Linked DNA regions of Homo sapiens: region 2 is linked to region 1. A link is an interaction called in ENCODE POLR2A ChIA-PET data of the cell type or tissue named here. Cell type or tissue: PC-9. All regions are shown on one strand. Each heading gives the region's core, and the rest is flanking DNA. Links, peaks and the distances in the headings are about the cores only. Region 1 overlaps LOC124904746 (a long non-coding RNA gene). Region 2 overlaps KCNC3 (potassium voltage-gated channel subfamily C member 3).

The links. Peaks named below come from ENCODE experiments on the same cell type or tissue, not always from the same donor. Only the 100,000 strongest peaks of a DNase experiment are listed, where the experiment ranks them.
Region 2: POLR2A ChIA-PET joins it to region 1 with 6 read pairs; 3 of 35 experiments call an interaction of 5 or more read pairs at or near these places.

Annotation. Positions count from the first base shown.
Region 1 is chr19:50,171,058-50,175,438 of GRCh38, forward strand. The region is part of intron 2 of LOC124904746 (a long non-coding RNA gene); the gene reads right to left. Among named protein-coding and RNA genes, the nearest start is that of IZUMO2, 10 kb to the left of the region's middle. In PC-9, for the core only: no CTCF peak of the experiment used is centred there; DNase peaks (open chromatin) are centred at 864, 2,214 and 3,604; H3K4me3 peaks cover 394 bases; H3K27ac peaks cover 3,540 bases.
Region 2 is chr19:50,322,716-50,327,096 of GRCh38, forward strand. It overlaps KCNC3 (potassium voltage-gated channel subfamily C member 3), which reads right to left. Exons shown (of 5, transcript NM_004977.3): 2 at 260-1,367. Among named protein-coding and RNA genes, the nearest start is that of KCNC3, 4.5 kb to the right of the region's middle. RefSeq lists silencers at 2,908-3,007, 3,018-3,147 and an enhancer at 3,279-3,800. In PC-9, for the core only: no CTCF peak of the experiment used is centred there; no DNase peak of the experiment used is centred there; H3K27me3 peaks cover 539 bases.

The DNA.
Region 1 (4,381 bases), core at 222-4,221:
TCGCGCCACAGTACTCCAGCCAGGGGGACAGAGCAAGACTCCATCTCAAAAAAAAACAACAAAAAACAAACAAACAAAAAATACATAGGCCAGCGAGGACTCAACCAAAATAAAAAAATCTGAAGTCCTTTGGGCTTCAGAAAACACCATCCAGAAAGTGAATGGACAGCAATATAATATAAAAATATATTTACAACCGGGTGCTCATGCCTGTAATCCCAGCACTTTAGGAGGCCGAGGTGGGTGGATCATTTGAGGTCAGGAGTTCAGGAACAGCCTGGCCAACATGGCAAAACCCTGTCTCTACTAAAAATACAAAAATTAGCTGGGTGTGGTGGTGCGTGCCTGTCATCTCGGCTACTTGGGAGGCTGAGGCAGGAGAATTGCTTGAACCCAGGAGGCGGAGGTTGCAGTGAGCTGAGATTGCACCATTGCACTCCAGCCTGGGCGAGAAAGCAAGACTCTGTCTCAAAAAAAAGAAAAATTAAAAAAAAAAAAGAAAATGCTCTGGAATTAGATAGTGGTGATAGTTGTGCAAACATGAATATACTAAAACCCACCGAATTGCACGTTAAAATGGTGAATTTTATGGCATGTGAATTATATTTTTAAAAAAGTTTAAAAGGTAGTTTTTTTTTTTAAAGAGTGTGGGCTGTAGTGTCAGGATCCCAGCTTTGCCCCTTATGAACTGTGTGACCTGTGCATATCCCCCCGTACCTCAGCGTCCTTGTCTGTAAAATGAAGACAACATTAGCATCTCTACAATAGTTTCGCTGTGAGGGGCAAATGGGATGATGAATTTAAAATCCTTGTACACAGACATCGTTCTGTAAATGTGAGCTGGGAGCACAGAGGTATGGCCTGTGAGTCACCTGAAAATTCTGTTTGGTGAGAACTCAGCTCACATCCTCTCTCCCACTAGCCCCTGGCCCCAACCTGCCTCCAGTCCACCTCCCAGCCAGGAAAGTTTTATACTGTATGCATGCACTACTTTGGACCAAAATCTAGGGCCTTTCTTTCTTTTTTTTTTTCTTTTCTTTCTTTCTTTTTCTTTGGAGACAGTCTGGCTCTGTCGCCCAGGCTGGAGTGCAGTGGCATGATCTCGGCTCACTGGAATCTCTGTCTCCCAGGTTCAAGCGATTCTCCTGCCTCAGCCTCCCAAGTAGCTGGGACTATAGGCATGTGGCACCATGCCCGGCTAATTTTCTGTATTTTTAGTAGAAATGGGGTTTTACCACATTGACCAGGCTGGTCTCGAACTCCTGACCTCAGGTGATCCACCCGCCTTGGCCTTCTAAAGTGCTGGGATTACAGGTGTGAGCCACTGAGGCCGGCCTCTAGAGCTTTAATTTTTATTTTTAGAGATGGGGTCTCACTATGTTGCCCAGGCTGGTCTTGAACTCATGGCCTCAGGCGATCCTCCCACCTCGGCCTCCCAAAGTGCTAGGATTACAGGTTCGAGCCACTGTGCCTGGCCAGGGCTTATTTTATGCCACAACACTGCATAGGAAAGAAAAATCTTAAAGATTGTAAGGCATCATGCAATCATGAAAAGCTAATTATTTTCTGTACCTCCAAGACCAAAGGTTTTAATCTCAACCTAAAAAAACCCCAGTCATGGAACATGCATTAAATATTTGACATAATGAGTGCCTAGATGTGCTTTTGAGTTGTAGAGCTATTTGGCTATTAAAAGTACATTCAGCCTGGTGGCTCCTGCCTGTAATCCCAGCCCTTTGGGAGGCTGAGGTGGGCAGACCTTGAATCTAGGAGTTTGAGACAAGCCTGGGCAACACAGGGAGACCCTGTTTCTACCAAAAAAAAAGAAAAAGAAAAAAAAAAAGCTGGATGTGGTGGCTCACAGCTGTGTTCCCAGCTACTTGGGATGCTGAGGTGGGAGAATCCCTTGGGCCTGGGAGGTCAAGGCTGCAGTGAGCCATGATCACACCACTGCACTCCAGCCTGGGTGACTGGGTGAGATCCTATCTCAAAAAGCAAGAAAAGAGAAAAGGAAAAAAGGGAGGAAGGAAGGAAAGAAGGAAAGAAGGAAGGAAGTGAGGGAGGGAGGGAGGGAGGGAGGGAGAGGGAGGGAGGGAGGGGAAATAATCCAGCCTCAGGGGCATTTCCAAGGAAAATGCTGTCCTGGTCACAGGACACTGCTCCACCCATGGCTGAGGCAATTGTCCCTCCCTCACAGATCTTATCAGACTGCAGGATGGTATCGGTTTCTCTTTCCCTTGAGGACTCAGCCCTCCCCACCTCAGACAGCGACCGCTCTAGGCCGGAACCTTATCTGAGCTCCCTAGGCCTCCAGAACCCACCCGTTTCTAGCCACACGGTAGACATGCCTGTTTCATGCGCACACTCATTCATAGACACAGCACATGCACCACCTCTATGCCAGGCACAGTTCTAGACACGGGGGCTACACCAGTGACCAGCTCAGACTCAAACCCCTGGAGCTATGTTCTAATAAAATAAGCACATGAAATATATAGTATATTTCATGGTCTTCGGCACTAAGGGGAAATAAATAAAGCAGATAGGGAGGGTGGGAGGAGGTGGCAGGAGGTGCTGTTAATTTCCAGGGTTCTGCAGAGGAGAGGAGACCTCACCAAGAAGGTGATATTCAGGTAAAGTCCGGAAGGAAATGAGGAGCAAATCACAAGGTCATCCCAGGGAAGAGCCTTCTGGGCAGAGGAAACAGCAAATGCAAAGGCCCTGGGGTGAGAACGTGCCTGGCCTTTTTTTTTTTTTTTTTTTTTTTCTGAGACAGAGTCTCACTCTGTCGCCCAGGCTAGAGGGCAATGGTGCAATCTTGGCTTACTGCAACCTGCGCCTCCTGGATTCAGGCGATTCTCCTGCCTCAGCCTCCCAAGTAGCTGGAATTACAGGCATGGCCACCATACCCGACTAATTTTTGTATTTTTAGTAGAGACGGGGTTTTGCCATGTTGGCTAGGCTGGTCTCGAACTGCTGACCTCAGGTGATCCACCCACCTTGGCCTCCCAAAGTGCTGGGATTACAGGTGGAAGGATCGCTTAAGCCCAGGAGTTCAAGACCAGCCTGGGCCACATAGAGAGATCCCATCTTCACAAAAAATACAAAAATTAGCCAGGGGTGGTGCATGCCTATAGTCCCACTTACTTGGGAGGCTGAAGTGGGAGGATTGCTTGAGGCTGAAAGTTCGAGTGTAGCACCTGTTCTGTGCATACACTTTGTGTCCTTCTGCCACAGGACCTTTGCACATGCTGACTCTTCTGCCTGGACCACCTTACTCTCCCATTCTACCTAATAACCCCTACTCATCTTTCAACTTAAAGCTCAATGAGGACACCTTCTAAGGGAACACCTTGGGATGGTCCTGACAAGGTCAAATTCCTCTGTTAGATGTTCTCAGAACACTATGCATTTTTCCATGGTAGCCCTCAGCAGGGAGGGGAGTTTACATTTTTGGGTGTGACTGCCTGATTAATGATGGTCTTCCCCACCTGAACGTAAGCTCCACGTGGACATGAACTTGCTCCCTGCTGTGTCCCCAGCCCCTCGAACAATACCTGGTACACAGTAGGGGCTCAATAAATATTTGTCAGATGAATGAGTGAATGTATGAATGAGAAAAATAACAAGAATGCAGGCTAACAACTAATGAGCTCAGACAGGAAGGGATAAATACAAGCCACGTTGCAAAGGAAGAATGGGTGAGAGATGGATTTGGAGAGAGAATAATAATGACCTGGCTGGGGCCGGCTGTGGTGGCTTACGCCTGTAATCTCAGCACTTTGGGAGGCCAAGGCGGTGGATCACGAGGTCAGGAGATCGAGACCATCCTGACTAACATGGTGAAACCCTGTCTCTACCAAAAACACAAAAAATTAGCCAAGCGTTGTGGCGGGCGCATGTAGTCCCAGCTACTTGGGAGGCTGAGGCAGGAGAATGGCGTGAACCCGGGAGGCGGAGCTTGCAGTGAGCCGAGATGGCGCCATTGCACTCCAGCCGGGGTGACAGAGCAAGACTCCATCTCAAAGAAAAAAAAAAAAGACTAAACTAAGCTGTGCCTGTGTGCAAGGAATGTGCATGACTGGCAAGAAATGTGCCTTGTCAGTCCCAAGATGGAGCAGAACTGAAAATGGGGTTATTCTGGCTCTCCTGGGCTCCTGTTTCCTTAATGCTTCTGGTCCACGGATCACATCTCAGGAGTAAGGCTCCAGGGCTGGGTTTCTCAGCCGGCGCTGTTGACATTTGGGGCCATACAATTCTTTGTTGCTGGGGGCTGTGCTGTGTGTTGAAGGATGTTGAGCAGCATCTTTGGACTCCACTTTTGTTTTTTTTTGTTGTTGTTGTTGTTTTTGAGACAAGAGTCTTGCTCTGTCGCCCAGGC
Region 2 (4,381 bases), core at 261-4,260, 150 kb after region 1:
AGCTGATGACACTGCCTCTGCCTCGCCAGCCCCTCTGAATATCTTGCAAATCTGTTTCTCCCCAAAACTCTTTCCCATGAAACCTATGTCTCTGTGTGATTATCTGTGCCTCCTTCTTCGCCTGAGCTCCTGCTGTTGGTTTTTTTCTCCCTCACCTCTTCGACGCCAACCACCCCAGGTTCTCTGAACCCCGGCAGCTACCTCCCCAGTCCTCCCCGGGTCTCCACCTGTGCCCCCGATCCCTGACGCCCAGGCTCACCTGCCCGGTTGATCTCAATCACCTCCTCCTGAGCCAACGGGCAAGGCTCGCCGGGGGCTGGCAGAGGAGGCAGCCCCATGATCCCCAGCCCACCCGCTCCCCCCCTGAGCAGCCCGGGGTGCGTGTGGGGCCCCGCTGGGTAGGCCCCGGCCACAGTCACCCCCATGGAGGGTGGGGTGATGGGTGGCGGCGGGCTGATGCCCCCGCTGCCGTGGTGCGGGTGGGGCGGGGGTGGCGGGGGTGGGTCAGGCTTGCAGTAGTTGGGCGAGCCCGGTTGCGGGGGCCGGGGGATGTGTTTGTTCTTCTTCTTGGGCAGCTTCTGCTTGGCCATGGCCAGCGAATAGTACATGCCAAAGTTGTTGACAATGACGGGCACAGGCATGGCGATGGTCAGCACCCCCGCCAGGGCACACAGCGCCCCGACCAGCATCCCCGACCACGTCTTGGGGTACATGTCTCCATAGCCCAGGGTCGTCATGGTGACCACAGCCCACCAGAAGCCAATGGGGATGTTCTTGAAGTAGGTGTGGTTGGAGCCCAGGATGTCATCGGGGTCGGCGCCAATGCGCTCAGCGTAGTAAATCATGGTGGCGAAGATGAGCACCCCCAGGGCCAGGAAGATGATGAGCAGCAGGAACTCGTTGGTGCTGGCGCGGAGCGTGTGTCCCAGCACGCGCAGCCCCACGAAGTGCCGGGTCAGCTTGAAGATGCGCAGGATGCGGACGAAGCGGACCACCCGCAGGAAGCCCAGCACGTCTTTGGCGGCCTTGGAGCTGAGGCCCGAGAGGCCCACCTCGAGATAGAAGGGCAGGATGGCCACACAGTCGATGATGTTGAGGCTGCTTTTAAGAAACTCCACCTTGTCTGGGCAGAAGGTGATGCGCATGAGGAACTCGAAGGTGAACCAGACCACGCACACCCCCTCCACGTAGGTCAGGAAGGGCTCCGTCTCCACCTCCACGTTGGTGATGTTCTCCGGAGGTGCCCCGGGGATCGGGGAGGCCTGGGTCACCGTCTTGTTGCTAATATGGATGAAGCCCTCATGGGTTTCCAGGCAGAAGGTGGTGATGGAGATGAGGATGAAGAAGAGGGAGGCGAAGGCCACATACTGCAGGGCAGGGAGGGAGAGAGAGGGGGAGAGGTGACCTAGGCATCAGGTTGGCCATAACATCCAGAAGACCCTTCCAGTGCCCCCTTCCCCAGCCTCCTGGGCCCAAACTCTGGGCAAAATCCAGGTGTCTCAGCCCTGTGGCTCCATCACTTCCAGAATCCCATTCTCCCCTCTAAAGCTAGCAAAAAGGGAGAGAAAGGAACAGAGGCAGTTGGAGAAGAGCTGGCCCCAGCAGACGCAGCAGATGGGCAGCTTCTTTCCTTGGAAACATTTCTGGCCCCTTGCTGTTTCCTAGACCACCTCCCCCCACCCTCCTGTTCCCTGTGTCCTATTTCAGGGCCCCCCAGCAGGGTCCACGGGTTCTGCTGTGGGACGGGAGCCGCCAGGCCTAAGATCACACATCCTGTGTGTCTCGGAGGCTTTAGGGCTCAGCTTGGAGCTGGGCAGACGGGAAGGGAGAAGGCGGGCAGGGAGGCAGAATCGTGAGGTGGTTAAGAGTCGGCGAGCCTGGGCATGAATCTGGCTTTTAACCTGTCAAAACTGGGCAAGGAGACTGAGCTTTCTGAACCAGAAGTTTGTAGTGGGATTGTTGTGAGGATTAAATTAGATGAGCGTACGAAGGACTTGGCTCCAAACACAGTGCTTGGAGCAGTGCCTGGAACACAGTAAGAAGACCTGAGCTGTTGTTAGGGTATGCAGGCAGCAGTTAGTTGGGGGGCAAGGTCAAGGCCTCACCCAGAGAGGACAGGGCAGTGGTGGTGCCACAGAGGGGAGGTGGGGGTCCGGGCCCTTAAGGGAGGAGGGGTTGAAGGGTTAAGCCTGCAAAAATGGAAGAGGAGATAAAAGAGGAGAGTCAGGCAGGGTTTAGGGCCCTGAAGAGGAAGGAGAGTCACTGGCCTGGACATTGTGGGAAAAGGCAGAGCCAGGGCCAAAGAGAAGTTAGGGCATTTGCCAAAGGGGCAGAGAATGAGGGGTGAAGGGTCCTGAGCCATTTCAAGATGGGGGATAACCAGAGTCCTGCCACACAGTGATGTGGGTTTTGATGAAGGCCTAGAAGAGGAGGGAGTGGGGTCAGGGTCTTGGAGAAGGAAAGCAATGGGCCAGGCCCCTAGAGATGTCATGGGCTTTATCAGATATGCAGAGGGGTGGGAGGGGAGAGGAGTGCATTGGAGAGGGAAGGAAGACAGGTGTTATAGTAAAGAGAGGGTTTTAATCCTGCGGGTAGTGGAGGAGGGAGGGCATGGGGAGTTTTGCTATTAATCAGGGGCACAGAGCACGGGGAGGCCACTGCTGGACCACAGAGAGGACCTTGGACTTTGGGGTGGGCCAAGGGCCAGCACTGTCCCTCTGTGCACCCCCCTTCCTCCACAGGGGTTGGGCTCTGGGCTTGACTTCACTGAGGTGCAGAGCTGGGAAGTAGTGGGTGGAGAGTTTCGGGGCCACAGAGAGGACCCTGGACGTTGGGGTGGGCTGGGGGCCGGCGCAGGTCCTCTCTGAACTCCCCCCCCACCCCCACCTTCGCTTCTCTGCAGTGGTTTAAGAGGCCAGAGGCCTTCGCAGAGCGCATGCCTAGTTCCCCGCCCCCTCCGAGCCGGGCGCGCGGCGCTAGCTGCGGCACCGCAGTGGGGGCGGGCCAGCCGGGCCGGGGGGCGGGGCGCACGGCGGCCAGTACCGCGGACAGCTCCCCCGCCGCAGTGCGCAGCCGCAGCGGCTAGGGGCCGTCTTAACCCCTTCCGGGCCGGAGCCTATTCAACGCGCAGCCGCAGTGTTGCTGCTTTCCGGCGGGAGGCCAAGGGCCAAGAGTCTAATTAACTCCTTCCCTCCCAGGGCACAGGGAAAGGTGGGCACCCGCCGCAGTGCGCAGCTGCAGAGGCTGGACGGCGTCGGGCTGGTTTAACCCCTTACTCCAGAGTGTGTCAAAAGCAGAAGGGGTAGGAGGGCATGGAGTCTCTGTAAGAAGGAAAGGAGTGATTACGAGGAAGGGGGCGGGGGCAGGGGGCTGTAGGGTCGGACCCTCCACTTTGCTTTGGCCTCAGCTCCCAACTCTCTCAAGCCATATCACTGGGAGGCTGGAAAGGGCTCGGCACACCTTGGACACCCAAAACACATTGGCGGAGTAAATGAGTATCTCCCGTAGCTGTCCCGAACACCTAGCCTGACCATCACAGAAGAACTCTAACTTCATCCCGCTCCTCATCTCAGCACCCTTCAATGGGGTCACAGGAGAGAAGGGCGCCCCGGCCATGGGGGAAGGAGCCGCTCAGTGTCTTGAGGGGGCATCCAGGGCCATGTCCCTTCCGCACCTCCTCTTCCCCACCTCCCCCCATCCAACCCCAAATCTCGCCAACTCAGCGCTTTCTGGGGACCAAACTTTATGCGGTGGCTCCAGGCGTCCCCCCGCTCCCTCCCCCGGCGCGAATGCGGCACTGCGGCTCCGCGTCCTTCCCGGCTCAGGACGCGGCACGGTGGGGGGAGGGGGCCAAGACCTGCTCCTCTGTGTTTGGGTACCCAGGAGCCCAGGAGGGGGTCTTGGGATCGCTCTTATTTCCCCCATTTCCAATTGCCCCCATTTTGCACTGCCCCCCTTTTCCACCACATTCTCCCTCCGGGGTCCCCGGGACAGGGAGGAAGTTAGTAGGAGGAAATGGTTCAGGAGAGAACCCAGGGGGAGGGTAGTCATTTAGCCTAGGAAGTTATGGATGCTTGAGGAAAGTTTTCTGGGAGCGATGGAGAGAGCTTTGGGGAAAATCTAGAATTTGGAGAGAGAGAGAAGGCTCTTTGGTTCACTTTGATGGAGGGGGACAGACTGAGGGGCTAGGTTCTGGGTTTTGCACGGCGGGGGGGGAGGTTCGAGAAAGGAAGAGGGCAGGTGGAAGGAATCCCAGGGCAAGGTAGAAAGAATTGTAAGTTATTTTGAGATGAAAGTTTTAGGGCTGATGACTTGAGGGGCCTCCCAGGGTTTGAGGTTAGAAAAAGTTCTAGAGCAGGAGGGAAAGTCACTTAGACTAGGA